2 separate regions of the Homo sapiens genome follow, and region 1 is linked to region 2. The links are chromatin loops, found by intact Hi-C in ENCODE. Cell type or tissue: lower leg skin. All regions are shown on one strand. Region 1 overlaps ADGRB3 (adhesion G protein-coupled receptor B3). Region 2 overlaps ADGRB3 (adhesion G protein-coupled receptor B3).

Region 1 (8,000 bases), 72 kb after region 2:
GGGACATGGATGAAGCTGGAAACCATCATTCTCAGCGAACTAACACAGGGACTGAAAACCAAACACTGCACGTTCTCATTCATAAGTGGGAGTTGAACAATGAGAACACATGGACACAGGGAGGGGAGCATCACACACCAGGGCCTGTCGGGAGGTGGGGGCCTAGGGGAGGGATAGCATTAGGAGAAATACCTAATGTAGATGATGGGTTGATGGGTGCAGCAAACCACCATGGCACATGTATACCTATGTAACAAACCTGCACGTTCTGCACAGTTATCCCAAAACTTAAATTATAATAATAATAAATAAAAGAATTAAGCAAGGTGGGAGTTGGTTGCTAAAAGCTTTATCCTTGTCAGCCTGATTGAAAGTTCAAAAAGAAACACATTTCAGATTTTTTTGTTGTTTCATTTGTAATAAAATAGGATGTGGGGCCAGGCACAGTGGCTCATGCCTGTAATCCTAGCACTTTTTTTGGGAGCCAAGATGGGAGGATTGCTTGAGGCCTGGACTTTTAGACCAGCCTGGGCAACACAGTGAGACCCACATCTCTACAAAAAAAAATTTAAAAAACATTTAGCCAGGTGTGGTGGTGTGCACCTGTATTACCAGCTATTCAGGAGGAGAAGGTAGTAGGGTTGTTTGAGCTCAGGAGGTCAAGACTGCAGTGAGCCATGATTGAGCCACTGCACTCTAGCCTGGGTGACAGAGTGAGGCCTCATCTCTAAAAAGAAAAAAAAAATAGAATGCAGTACCTTGAAATGGGATAATGTCTGCAGGTATAAAAATAAACCTGGATTTTACCAAAACAGAGAATGAGGCGCACAAAACTGCTTTTAAATAAGAGCATGGGCATCACACAGGCAAGGACAATATGCTCATATTCTTATATACCTTTCCAAGAATTCACCAACCTCATTTGACCCAAAAGTCATCCCACTTCTTAGGCAGGGAAATGTAAATTCTAATTCTCCTTCCAGATTAACCTTTCCTGACTTAGCAAAATTGCTATTATATTATGAATATTTACATCAGTCTTGATTTTCACACATGGTTCTCCTAGTCCATGCAGAGATTTAAGGGGTTAACAAGAGTATGAAATAAGATGGGTGAGATGACATCAGTAAAAAAGCTCAGACAGAGAGTTTGTAACAGAAATTGACAAACTCTGTCATGCCTGCCGTTAACATCAAACCATTGCTTGCTGTTACCCACAGCTCTTCTGCAGGATCCTCACACTGCCGTCCCAGCTGTTCCCTACTCTGGGTAGCAGCATGGTGCTTCTGTCTCTAGTCAAGAAGAGTAGGCTGGGCACAGTGGCTCACGCCTGCAATCCCAGCACTTTGGGAGGCTGAGGCGGGTGGATCACCTGAGATCAGGAGTTCAAGACCAGCCTGGCCAACATGGTGAAACCCTGTCTTTACTAAAAAATGCAAAAAAAAAAAAAAAAAAAATTAGCCGGGCATGGTGGCAGGCGCCTGTAGTCCCAGCTACTCATGAGGCTGTGGCAGAGAATCACTTGAACCCAGGAGGTGGAGGTTGCAGTGAGCTGAGATTGTGCCACTGCACTCCAGCCTGCATGACAGAGCAAGACTCTGCCAAAAAAAAAAAAGAAGAAGAGTAGGTGGACACAGACATGTGGATATGTGGATGGACAAATTTCACCTTTCTCTCCTTGCCACTCCTAGATTGTCCTTGCAATATTGTTAAACTAATAACTGGAGGTTCAATATGTCTTAAATAAAGGTTCAAACTGAAAACTTATTAACTCATGTCTTATTTTTTATCTAAATCATAAAAGGTTGGAAATTATGGTACAGCCACTCAATTTCTGACCAGTTGGAGATAATTGTTTTGGTTTATTCCTTCACTTAAACTATCTTATGCTTTGTTCAGTAAGACAATAGAGTGGTACATTGGAATGAAGACTAGCTTTCAAGTCAAGTGACCTGATTCCATTCCCAGCTCTGCTACTTGTTATTTTTATGATCTTGAGCAAGTTACTTAAGCTCTCTAAGCTTCAAGGTCCTCTTCTGTGACACTGAAATAATGTCTGCCACAAAGGGGATGGCATGAGGCTGAAATGAAATATCACCTGAGAAGGCATGGGATCCTGGTGTATGACACATAATGTCCCTTTCCTTCCTTTCTATTCTCATGCTGAAGAAATGCTGCTACATATTTTTCAGATCATGGACATGACATATAATTTAGAGAAGCTTATATGACCTCCTCAAACTGATATAAAAAGTAATTTGAAGGTAAAGAGGTATAACAATTTTAGAGATTAAGTGATAGATCCTTTAGATATTAAGGGATTCTAATAGAAAGTCATTGGGACTGAAATTTGCATCTGGAATGCATCTTTTTCTTTCATTGTATAGTAAATGGCAGATTTTCACTTTTTGTTTATTGACTTTGCTATCAGCAAAGTCATTTAATATATTAATAATGTGAAGTCACTCATAATTCATTCATGTCAATTGTCATATCAACTATCATAATACATATGAAATTGAAAAGTCTTTCATTTCATAATTAGATTGTATAGAATTTAATGATTATGAAAAGCTGAGCTGTTTGTTAAAATATGAAACAATGGTAGAAATGAGATTCAAAAAATAAAAGGCCACATAAGAAACTCTTCTCCCCCGAAGGAAAAATTACAAATAATTACAAGAATGTAACTTTACTTATTTTCCTGGCTTAGAATGATCCTCTTGAATAGGAAATCAAGAAGAATTACTGTAGGTAAAACTGTCTTCTTAAAAGTGAAGATTCAGGGTCTGATTTGCTCAGTAGCTAAATACAGAGCCCGTTTCAAACTGTGGAGCTCTTTCCTGTGAGGTTTGTCTGAATTGCAACACTGCCAAACATCGCTCGGTGCTCTTCCCTAGCAGTCTCTAACTCTGGCACCAGCTTCCACAATGACGCGCTACCAGCTGCCTTCAGAGCGAAGACCAGTCCAGAAGCTCTCAGCCTGCTGCTGTTGATATAAAGTGAATCCCTCTCCTGGTTCAGAAGACAAGAGCGAGACACACCCCTGCAAACCTCTTTGAACTCATGTCTCATCCAAAAATCCATCAGCATTTATAGCTTTTTCAGGAGTTTTTAGAGCAACCCCCAGCAGGAGCCAGTCAAAATAACTTTGGAAGTGCATGGTTAGATTCTTTTCAGGAGACAACCTTGATAGCTTATTGTTTTTTCTTCACCTTATTGTGTGATGTTTCTCGCCATTCTTTTTTTTTTTCATTTTACAACATGCCATTAGATTGCCTTAAAGTCTCCTAAATATCCCAATATTAGTTACATATCTGTTCCTTGCTACTCCTGCAGATATTTGACCCTCTGCCTATCAATTCAGGTGAAAGATCTATTACAGATTATTATAAAAAGAAAAAATTTGAAGTCTAGATTTTAACTGTGCCATAATTTATCTTAAATATTAAATTGTTTCCTATAGGTTTAGTAAAAAAATTGCATTTACTGGTATCAAGTAATTTTTTTAATGTTAATTTCACAAGAACTCAAAGATGCAATGATTTTAATATCTAATAAATCTTAAATTTAGTTGTTACCTAAAATAAGTGATTTTCCAAATGGTAAGTCAAAGAATAATATTATTGCCAGGCATTAGAAATATGACTGTTGGCACAGAATATTTTAATATTCTGGTTGAGAAAGCAAGATCTAGAATCTGTCTTATTTTATTTTATTTTTTTTATTTTTTGCGTTTTCTGCTTGTTTGAAACATAGACTTGCTTTTTACAAAAACTCAATTATTCTTCATCAGCACAATTCACATCAATTCACCAAAATCAAGTCTCTCTTAGTTTACCAGATACAAAATTCAATTAATTATCCAAACACGTTCAAATAGCTGTGAATGCGTTTTCCAGATACCATCTTGCCTGAAGTATTCTATTCTGTGATAAGAAATGTGCACTATGAAATCTAATCTAATCATTCTTTCCTGACAGTGTTGGACAAATATTTAAGACTAATATAGACTAATTCATCCAGATTCCCTAGATACTTTTTTTTTTTTTTTGAGACATAGTCTTGCTCTTGTCACCCAGGCTGGAGTACAATGGCACAATCTCGGCTCACTGCAACCTTCGCCTCCCGAGTTCAAGCAATTCTCCTCCCTCAGCCCCCAGGTAGCTGGGATTACAGGCACCTGCCACCACGCCCTGCTAATTTTTGTATTTTTTTAGTAGAGATGGGGTTTTGCCATGTTCGCCAGGCTGGTCTCGAACTCCTGACCTCATGTTCCGCCCGCCTTGCCTCCCAAAGTGCTGGAATTGCAGGCATGAGCCACCACGCCCTGCCCCCAGATACGTTTTTAAGATTAAAAAAATAAATAAAATGGAGCATTTAGAATAAAGTAGAATTTCTTATGCAAATCTTTCTAAATTAGAGGTATCAGAGGCACTAAAAGTGTCAGAGAATCTAGCACTTAAATTGTGACATATGACCATTAAAATGACCTTGAATTTACTGGAGAATATTTATTCTTTTTTGATTTATATTTCTTCTGAATAGCATTTAATGATTCATGAAGCTGACATCATCATTCAGTGTAGAAATGCCCTTAATCTATTGTCCCATTTGGGAGTTTGGTAGTGAAAGGTATTGATTTTATATGTGTGTGTGTTCTGAAAAGACGTGGATTTCTTTTACATCTCCTTCAAGCAACTAAGAGTTGATTTTGAAAAGAAACCTACAAAAATTGTATTTCCATATTTCATAGTCAGCCAAAAATATTGGTAACTATGCTTTGAAGGTCTGAAAATTGGGAGTGGTTAGCAAGGACCATTCAAATTAATCTTTGGTATTGCCAAAATATTTCTCATTTTATATATGCTGACCTAGAAATATGTCTGATAGAAATCTTCATGAGACAAGCTCCCAGAAGGCACCATTGCTAACACAGTTTATCTTCCTTTGTAAAATGTCTTTCTTTAATAGTTGCCTTGAGGTGCAAACAGAAAGTTAATATGTACCTATTTTTCTGACATTGGTTTCTAGGATTTTTTTTCTAAAAACAGATATACTTTCTTAATGGTTTCCCCAAATCAAGTGTCTGCATAATAGAAAAAGTAATGATCTGACAAAGACTCATTACCAATTTTCGATTACTAATGTCTCTCTTTAGAACATACAACAACTTCTTAATCTAAAAAGGAGGAGCTTGAAAGCCTTCACATCTGAAAAATCTAATTTTATCCCAGTTGTGTCTCCTTTACCAGGAAAAGCTAGATTATTTAGTTATAAATATTTATTCAGTTCTTCAGGAAAAGATGATCAGACTAGATTTCACTACGTCTGTACTTAACTGATGTGTTTGAAAAAGGAAATAAGAAATTACCTTGCTTGGTATCAGGTAATGCATTCTTTTTCAAAGAAATTCTAAATTTAGAAATATTAGAGTAATAGAATGGAAGACAGGTCAGAGAACACTGAGTCTATCCCCATTCCTTTACTTCACAGACATTATGGCCACATCAGTAGGATTAGGACCGGAGGTGGAGAAATAGAAGTGGACAGAGGTCTCATTATTGGGCCAGTTGGCCAGTCTTTGGTTGTGATTAGACTTAGTGTCAGTTTCCAAATCCTGCAATGTGGCAATTTAGGAGAGAGGCTACTAATGACTATGAAATGAGTGAGAGGACAAGGAGGAAGCTAAAAACAATGTAATAGGCTCAGTTTTGTTTTGTTTTGTTTTGTTTCCTGGCCAACAGGTATATTATGAATATCTCACATCAAAATGGTGACAAGAGATCTTATATCACTGCTTCTCAAAAGTGAAAATCTCTATATGTTAACCTTATTAGTCCCTATAATGATGCATCAGTAAAATAGGGAAAACATCATCTATGATTTGTTTTTTAATCCAATAAAACAGAGTGTAATAAACAAGAAAGGGAAAGTCAATAATATGAAGTTAGAAAAACAAAGTAGTGAAATGACATTGACATTGACTTGGAATAAGTAGCTACTTGGAAAGATGTCCATCAACAGCTCGTGGGGAGCTTGATGAACCTCTGGAAGTGGAAAGAACAGGCTGATGCTGAGACACTGTAAGAACAGAATAACTATCAATTGCTTTTTGTGTTTGTTACTCAGCTATTCATGTTCCTTGACTTGTTTTTTAACAAAAGAATTAATGTAATGTTCTTAGAACTTTCGTGAGATGTGTTTGTTCTTTCTTCAGAATTTGATTATAAATGGATATTTGGATATTAAGGAAGTTTGGCTTTGCAAAGTGACTTTATTGGCAAGTCAGTCCACCAGAAGTAGTGCTGTTTTGTTTCCCTTTTGTTTCATTATGTTTTGTTTTAAATCAGGGCACATAGTACTTGAAGGGAGACAAGAGATAGTCTACTCAAAGATTTCTTACATGAGACATAAAAAGAAACATCCCAAATCAATTTCAGTCAAAAGATCATTGAATAATCTCATTTTTCGTAATATTTAAAGCTGTTATGAAGATAATGCCATAGCAAATAGTAAATCTCCCTTAAAAGACACACATATTACGTACAACAGTGGAATAAATCTGCCTTCTGGCAAGAATTATTAGTGTTGAGCCAGATATAGCTATTTTGATAGCTAAGGAGTTCCCAGCACTTCCCTCTATAGGTTATGGCAAGCAATAAATTTCCTTGGCATACAGCAAAAGTCCAGGTACACCAGCATTTGTATTAAAAAGTAAACAAGGCAGGGCACGGTGGCTCATGCCTGTAATCCCAGCACTTTGAGGGGCCGAGGTGGGCAGATCACCTGAGGTCAGAAGTTCGAGACCAGCCTGACCAACATGGAGAAACCCCATCTCTACTAAAAATACAATATTAGTCGGGCGTGGTGGTGCATGCCTGTAATCCCAGCTACTTGAGAGGCTGAGGCAGGAAAATCACTTGAACCTGGGAAGCGGAGGTTGCAGTGAGGCAGGATCGCACCATTGCACTCCAGCCTGGGCAACAAGAGTGAAATTCCATCTCAAAAAATAATAGTAGTAATAATAATAAGTTTTTTTAAAAAGAAGTAAACAAAATCAGTATAAGATAGTAAAATCAGTGATAACCACTGCCTCAGAGCTGATTGCCAAGATAGACAGTATCTTGTCATTATTAAGAGAGAAGAAAATTAATGTGTTCCCCCTCCCCACAGGTTCAGGATGCATTTAGATGCCGATTGAGAAACTGTCAGGATCCCATCAATGCAGATTCTTCGAGTTCGTTTCCTAATGGGCATGCTCAAATCATGGTGAGTTTTTATTTTTCCCCGATTGTTAATTAACTCATGATTTCTCAAGGGAATAAAAGAAATCCTTATGAGTAAAATAGTGTAAAATTTTCATTTTGATTGACTTTGGCTTCAGTTCATTAATAGACTGTGAACTCTGGTACCACAGAAGTATTATTTCCAGATGGCTTCAGAGTCCAGGACATGTTGTTGGCTCCCTGGGGTGTTGAGTGTGGGAGTCCTATGCAACACTGTGAAGTATGTTCCTCCTTGCGTAGAATTAGGGCTAATGATTTATGCATAGGATCATGTGGATGTCTTTTACAGATCAGAACACTATGAACCTGCACTTCTAGTCTTAAAGCAGTGGTTCTTGGCCTTAGTGAAACATTGGAATCATCAGGGGAGCTACACCACAGACCAATTAAAATCAAAATATTGGGAGTAGGACCTAGGTATTGGTGATTCCAGTATGCAGCCTAAGATGAGAACCACTGTTCTAAAGTGTAAGGAGTAGCCACTCTTTTAGTGAAAGACCAGTTATTGTACATGAGCTCTGGTTATTATTGGAATCAAAGTGTACTTTAGGTATAACCACTTTGATGTATTTTAGAAATAAGATGAGATTTAAACTCTGTCATTTAAAGCAGGAATTAAATAGGACAGTTTTACTTTTACAGTATATTCAATTTATTATTAACTTTTTTGAACTAGGCAACAATAATAAACTAGATGATACATTAGTAACT
Region 2 (8,000 bases):
CATAAAAATACATATTATATAATCATAATATATGATCCAGACACCAGTATAATACACATGCAAAAAAGTCTCCTATAAAATAAATTCAATGATCTGTTATTGCATCATTTTTTAAATATATTTTTGTTATAGAGGACATAATATAAAAAAAAAACATTATATATCAAATAATGCCCAGTACTAGGTATAATTCTAAAAATTTTATTAGACTAGTAGATATTTTCACAGTACATGGGAGTATGTGAAAATACTTACTTATGATAGCCTCTTGAGTGTTTTGAGACTAATGGAATTTCTCTTGAATTTCAAGGGCCAGTTCTTTCTGGAGGAAAGGAGAATCCATCAGATATTTGTTTTTTTAAAAAAGCCATGTCCAAACATACATGCTATAAGGTGGCTCTAGGCCTAGCCATTCTCCTCTTTTCCTTTAATTGCTGCATCTCCATGCAACTAAACATTTACTAAGTTCTTTGGATGTTATTAAATAATAAACTTTTCACTTCATTCAAACTTGGCATAAACTTTGGGCTTTCTCATAAGGTAAAAAATTCAGCAAGACTATAGAAAGAATAATAATGAATTACTTTGGATTGCAAAGAGGATTCTCCTGGAATTCTACAACATCTGGAATTTAGCGTATTTCTGTGAAATGTCTCCATTTATGCTTAGGAAGAGAGAGTGGATACCATCAGGAAGTAGGAAATTTGAACCATGTTAATCACATCCACAAATGACATTTAGTATCCAGATATCAGCAAAAGGCCAAATAGAGAAGAAATTAAAATAAGCAATCTTATGAATTCAGTCTGTGGTCAGGAGACATTCCAAGAAGTTTTTAACAGGAAGCAAATAAACAACCTCTCAAATATAAGTCATTCCATATCTGAATCAATCTAAAATTAAAAATGCTACAGGGCAGGTGGGGAGGAAGGAAATCCCTGCAAGAAAGAAATGATCAAATAAATTCCCATCAAGGTTTTCCACTTTTTGTTTCTTTTTTTAAATACACATTTACAATATGTGAAGTGCTTCTCATTTTGACCTTTTTTTCCCCCGGGCTCAGGAAAGGGCTTTCCAAGGTCTTCATCAGCCACCAGTGGATGATCTCAGGGCTTTTCTGAGAATGAATAAACGAACAGGGTGCAGATAGTGTGAAGTTAGCCCACCTCTCCTTTCCTCCTTTCGTCACTTGCCATTCTGAGTACCTTTTGGCCTTATGGAGCATGCTCCTTTATAGTACAGATGTAAGAGGAAACTTTTTGAGGTGACGGATATGGATATGTTTATGGTGTAGATTGTGGTGATGGTTTCACAGTGTATGCTTATCTCCAAACTCATCAAATTGTATACATTAAATATGTACAGCTTTTTATTTGTCAACCATACCTCCATAAAATGGTTTTTAAAAAAGAACACAAAACCATTACTATAGTCTTTCTTTTTTTTTTTCCTTTTTTTTTTTTTAGATGGAGTCTCGCTCTGTCACCATGCTGGAGTGCAGTGGCGTGATCTCAGCTCACTGCAACCTCTGCCTCCCGGGTTCAAGCGATTCTCCTGCCTCAGCCTCCAAGTAGCTGGGATTACAGGCACGAGCCACCATGCCCAGCTAATATTTGTATTTTTAGTACAGACGGAGTTTCAACATGTTGGTCAGGCTGGTCTTGAACTCCTGACCTTGTGATTTGCCCACCTCAGCCTCCCAAAGTGCTGGGATTACAGGTGTGAGCCATGGCGCCTGGCCCACTCTAGTCTTTCTTAAGCCTCTACTCCATCTCTTCACTTAAAAATTGACTTTTTGCAATGTGGCTCTACACTAGTCAACACCATTTCTCTCATGGGTAGCATGACCTGCTGCTCTGCATTTCATATGTATCCAGCAGAAACACAATGTGGTACACTGGTAAATACAGGACACCAGATTGCATAAAGTCACCAGGGAGTTGGCACACCCTAAGGAGATCCCATCGATTTGTAGAGTCAGCACTCCCAAAGGACTTCAGAAGGTGTGCAGCTGTCATCTCAGTTGCCACAATGTCAGCTTTCAGGTGGCATCATTGGCTGCATTTTAGAGTTATGATCTGCTGCTATGGATTTCTATAGAGCTAATGCTTCTCCCACCTCCAATTATTATTTGTATTATCATTATTGTTGTTATTATTAAGAAAAAAGAGAAATGGCGATTAAGAACACAAGCCCAGTAGTATAGTTCCCTGACTCCACCACTTGCCCACAGACTTTGGGAAAATTACTTGGTCACTCTTGCTTTAGTTTCAGAATCTGTAAAATGATAATAGTACCCACCTTATAGTCTTGTTGTAAGTATTAAATGATATACTACAAGTGAAATGCTTTGAAAAGTATCTGGCACATGGTAAGAACTTAAAAGATATTAACTATTATTATTGTTACTGCTATTTCATTACTGCACTCTATACCGTGAATAGTGTTCTGAGCTTGGAAACACTTGCACTTGTTTATACTAATATTCTCCTTTGCACATAAGGTGCTTTTCTTCTTATTGATTCTTTCTGAACATGCCTTTGAGGGAAAATATTTCTTCAAATAATAGGGCTTTGAGATGCAAAATTCATACTTATAGGATTCCAGTGTCTATGCACACAGAGATACACTTAGTGATCTTTAGCATTTTCAATACAACAAGGCATCTTGGAAAAAAAGTTTTAATCTTTTCACACAATAAAAGTATTCATACATTCTGATCGTTGTTTTCATGAGAAAGCAAGAAACACTTTGCCATAACTTCATCCTCCCTTCATCAAGACATTAAAAAATGTTAATTATAAGATAACTTAATTCAGTGAGCCCTGATAACTCCTTATGATGCGTAACAGCAGTATATTAGGGGTGAATTAATTCAATATGACAATTGAGATATTAGTATTCCTCTGTTATCTTGTACATTATTCCCCCCCATTGTTTATGATATTTTCATCTCTTCATATTGCCCAATGTGTATTTTTATGAATAGCATTGATAGCTAACCTAAGCATAATTTCAACAAATTCTATATTAACCCTTTTGAACCTGTGACTCTTTTGGACTTAAGACATTACAAGCATGTTCAGGCAAAAATCAGTGAACATTTATTCATTGTTTGCTGTAAGAACCAGAGCAGTGTCCTGGTGAAGACCATGGGTTCCAGGTTCAACTTCCTGACTCTATGCTTTTCTATCCTTTCTGATTTGGTCTCAGTTTTGTTTTTGTTTTTGTTTTCTGTAAATTGGGAGTAATAATATTGTCTTAGAAGGTTATTCTGAGAATTAAAGATAATACAAAATATACATAACCAATACCTGGCATAGAGGAACATGATCACTATATTTAAACTATCATTAATATCATATTTAGATATTAAAACCATGTAAGAAAATTCATGGAATACTTGAAAATGAAAGCTTTAAAAAAAGTTTTGATCTTTGCATTCCTATAACAAGAATTCTGTTTCAAGAATTCACTTCTCACTTCCTCAACACCTCATATGGCATATTAAATACATATGTATATATATATATATATATATATATATATATATATATATATATATATATGCTCCTCAACTTATGATGGGGTGATGTCCCAATAAACACATTGTAAGCTGAAAAGATCCTAAGTCAAAAATGCATTTAATACACTTAACCTACTGAACATCATAGCTTAACCTAGCCTACCTTAAACGTGCTAAGAACACTTACATTAGTCTACACTTGAGTAAGATCATCTGGCAACACAGTGCACTACGGAGTATCAGTTGTGATCATGTGGCTGACTGGAAGCTGCAGCTCACTCTTGTTGCCCAGAATGGTGGGAGCATTCCATTTTCTACCCAACATGTATTGTTTTCACACCATCGTAAAGGCGAAAATTTGTTAGTCAAGAATGCTGTGTGTGTGTGTGTGTGTGTGTATTTACCTAGCTATTTCTTAAGTAATGATGCTTTCTTGCCTACATTTAAAATTTTACTTCAGTTGATTCTGCACTATCAGACTGTAATTATACATATATATATTTGTACTCTCTAGAATAACTATTTTTGAAATTTTTGAGAAATATGCTTCATCCTGACATTACCATTGTCAAGATTAATACCTGTTGGCCTAACCAATCCACATAAAATGTAGACCTCTTTTGGCCTGATATGCCTGATTTCTAAGCCTATAGAATCCAGCCCGTTAATGAGAGATGCTAGGTTTGTCCTCAGCCTAGAAATTAAGGAGGGAGATACTGGGAGGACCGAGGAAAAACCTGTTCACTTGTATGAAACTGAAACTACCCTCACATTTCATCTTTTTATACTAGGTAGCCAGTACTCCTTCTTGGTATCTTGTCTGTCTAACAAAAACCTCCAACAAGAAAAAAAAATGTATTAGAGAAAAGCCTCCTACTGCTTTCAGCTGCTGTAGTCAGTCATAGGCCTCCCACGGTTGTGAGGCGTCTGCGCTCCTGTTTTCTGGCTGGGCTCCCTAGTCATCGGCAGGAGCTACATTCCTCAAAAGAGAGCTGACAGCCAGAGCAAGGAGGAAGGGAAAGAAACTGAGACTTGCAAAAATATATGTTTCTGGTTTTCAAAGTTTGCTCTCTATTCTGCTGTATGCAGGAGAATATTCCTCATTATAATGGAAGCCCAAGGCCAGATGGCCTGTGGAAGTCAGTGGACAAAGCCACAAGGCACTCGGGACTTGTGGCTATCAAGTTTTAAATCATCCCCTCATCTCACGAGGTAGAACTGACCTGCGTCCCATTTGTCACCCCCAACCTATTGTGGAACCTGTCTCACTGCCCTACATATATTTGATTTCAGTCTGTGTCTTCCTGAGAGGCAGTATTATATTGTGGTTGAAAGCAAAGACACCAGCCTAAGACTGCCGAGTTTTGAATTCTGGCTCCATCATTTCTTATCTGTGTGACCTCGGGCAAGTGTTTTAACTTCTCTGTGCCCCATTAGACTTATACATATAAAGGGAATAATAGTAATAAATAGATAATAATAAATCTACTTCACGGCAATATTGTGAAGATTAAATGAGTTAATGTATGTGAAGCACTTAGAAGAAAGCCTGATACAAACATAGCAAGTGCCATCCAAATATTTTCTTTTATTTCTTAGGAGTAGGGAACAGGTTTTAATCAATTTTTCTAATTCCAAAACCTCAGCACAATGCCTGGCACACAATATGTAACCCAGTTCTCAAAGACAAAGCTATCCTGTAGCTCTAAACAGTAAACACCTCAGGCAGGCTTTAATGGCAAAGCAAAATTACATGCTTCTGTAACTACAAAAAAATATATATATATATGTAAGGAACATAATACAAAAGAAAAAAGAAAATACCTAATTCGCTGTAACAGGAAACAGAATCTCATTAGGATCTGCTTTCTATCAAACTAAAATGTCCTAGTAACCAGTCTTTCAGAATCCCCTCCTGAAATACAGCAGCAGGCCAATTAATTAGTATGAAAGCTTAGTCAAAAGGACAATACTACCTGGAGAACTAAGCAATTCAGGCAGCCTCACAGCATTTAATTGAGCCACAGACCATAGAACAACTTTGTTTGGTAATTTAGAGCATACATTTCCACTGGAGCATGTTTTCTGATTCAGGTCTTCTTTGTGGTTGCTTTTCTGCTGGTCAAATGTGTCCTGAAAGAGTGGTGAAAACATCCTCTGCCCACACAGTGGGTACAACAGGGATAGACTATCAGGCTCTTGCCCACATTTATTAGAAAATTTGAGCCTATCTTCAGACACAAATACTGATTCATAGAACATTAGTGTTTCTACTCATTTTCCAGGAAACATTCAATAGACTAAGTAGGAAGCTGGAGGAGGGAAACCTTTGGTGTTCTGAGAGACCCTTAAACAATTTGACACCCAATCTGAATGTAATGCTGCTCATAGAAACCCAACATAGCAGAGATGAGCCATATTACAGAGCAGTTGCCCCTCTTTCTGCAAATTCTAGAGGCCTGGCTCTGGTGGATCAGGAGGGTCTAAGCTTTTAGCCCATCTGCACCTGCTGCACCTCAGCCTACATTGCTCTAAGTTCTCTCAAATATGAATCCCACATGGTACTGGCAAAACTGCTCTGGATTAGAGCACAGTCCATCCTGCCAAGATTCTGGAGGGATTAGTTAAGTGAGGCCATGGAGAAGGATTCCTTTGGGGAGAATCCACTCTTTCAGAAAAACACAAAAGCATTACTCTGTGTTGGGTGCCAATTGAAATTACATAATAGATAGCTATGACAAGGAATTAAGTAAAATTCATTAAACTCAGCACAGTATATCATAACACTGGAGGGAAAAGTAAATCCCTGATGTCCAGGCTAAACTAGCTTTTTTCAGAATTTATTGTCATCCTGATTTGGGCATGTCAGTGGGAAAGGGAAAGACTAAAGCATCACTGGGGTATCTCTCAAGGTAATTGACTACCTTGCAGGCTCATAAAGATAAAAGTCTGGCTCGCATTGTGCTCTCACCAAAGGGCTGCCATGCGTACCAGGAGCTCAGAATGAAAAGGTGTTCCCCTCCCAGTCTCTCAGGGGGTTTTGCTTCCACATCCCACTCTGTTTTCTCAAGAGCAATGTCTCCAAATGAGAATCATTTGGCAAATAAAATGAATATCAGGATTTGAACGTCTGATTTTAAAAGCTGCTTACATAGAAATCCACCCACCGTTTTGAAAAGGCATAAGATGCTTGAGGCTTATTCCCAGAACTAAATGATGAGATGGGCTTTGTGAGACTAAAAGGATAACAGACACCAAATAAAAAAAGCAGTACAAAAATGCCCCAACCTATGTATAGCCACCAGTTCATAAAAATATTTTTTTAAAAGAGAGACAAATTTAATGAAGGCACGGGAGAGTCTAAATTACTTTTGTCAAAAGTGAATTGAAATATACTTAGGTCACTCCATCTAAGTAATATGATTCTTCAGAATTTGATTTTTAAAAATTCTCAGTTTCATAAAGTACTTATAGGACTTATGTCAAAGTTATAAGGAGTTTGTTGTTTCGTTTGTTTTTTTATTAAGGACAGGTGGTGATGTTGGAAAATATGTAAAATGATTAATAATGAAACTACTGAGGCTTAAGCTAACCAATATTTATTGGGTGACTATAAGCTTCTTAGAACAAAACGTGAATCTATGGGGTGGGAACATGCATAACAAGTATATTACACATTAAATCAATACTCGTAAATCACTAGGTACCATGTAAGAATTATAACAAATGAGCATAGAATAATTTCTGCCTTTAAGTAGCTTAAAATATAGAAAGACAGTCATGTTATCATACAAAGCTTGATAAGATACCTGAAAGTCAGGAGGTTCTGTTAAAATTCTATGAGAGTAGAAGTAGGAGTGTGAGAATAGATCAAGGACATTTGAGCTAGCATAGACAGGATGGATAGAAAATAAAAGAGATGGGCCATGAGGAAGTGAACTAATGAGAAGGCAAAGGTGCAAAGGAAAAAACCCAAAGAATTTACAGAATGATTGTGAGCAGTCCAGTGGCTGCTCCAAGCTCAGGATGTCAGAAGTGGAATAAAAGAAGATAAGCCTGGAAAAATAATTGGAATTTTATTCTCTAGGAAATTGCCAAGGGGACTGGGAGATATATTAAAAGATATTTGTTTTTGCTTCTGTTTTGTAACAGGGTAGTGACACAATTAGAAAATGCTTTGGGGAAGAGATTAGATTGTAATGAAAATGAAGTAAGACTGATATGCCCATGATACCCCAGAGAGCAGCCCAGACCTGGGGCCTGCAGACAATTTCATGCTTCACCCTTTTTCTCAAGGATTGGAGAGGGAGCTCCTGCCTCCCAGCTGATCTTTTAACAGTTGCCATATTTTTGGGTAGAGGCCTTTCCACTCTTGGATAGGGGAAGACTGGGCTTCTTCACTCCACCAGGCAAGACTTCCCAGAGGAGTTAGACATTGCTTTGGCTCCTTGTGCTGGGATCTGTATTCAAATTG

Evidence for each region. Peaks named below come from ENCODE experiments on the same cell type or tissue, not always from the same donor. Only the 100,000 strongest peaks of a DNase experiment are listed, where the experiment ranks them.
Region 1: a loop joins it to region 2, with 16 times the contacts of the local background. A loop is called at or near these places in 1 of 110 quality-filtered maps.

The regions. Positions count from the first base shown.
Region 1 is chr6:69,347,057-69,355,056 of GRCh38, forward strand. It overlaps ADGRB3 (adhesion G protein-coupled receptor B3), which reads left to right. Exons shown (of 32, transcript NM_001704.3): 27 at 7,177-7,272. Among named protein-coding and RNA genes, the nearest start is that of LMBRD1, 450 kb to the right of the region's middle. In lower leg skin, no CTCF peak of the experiment used is centred here; a DNase peak (open chromatin) is centred at 4,288.
Region 2 is chr6:69,275,552-69,283,551 of GRCh38, forward strand. All of the region lies in intron 20 of ADGRB3 (adhesion G protein-coupled receptor B3), which reads left to right. Among named protein-coding and RNA genes, the nearest start is that of LMBRD1, 520 kb to the right of the region's middle. In lower leg skin, no CTCF peak of the experiment used is centred here; no DNase peak of the experiment used is centred here.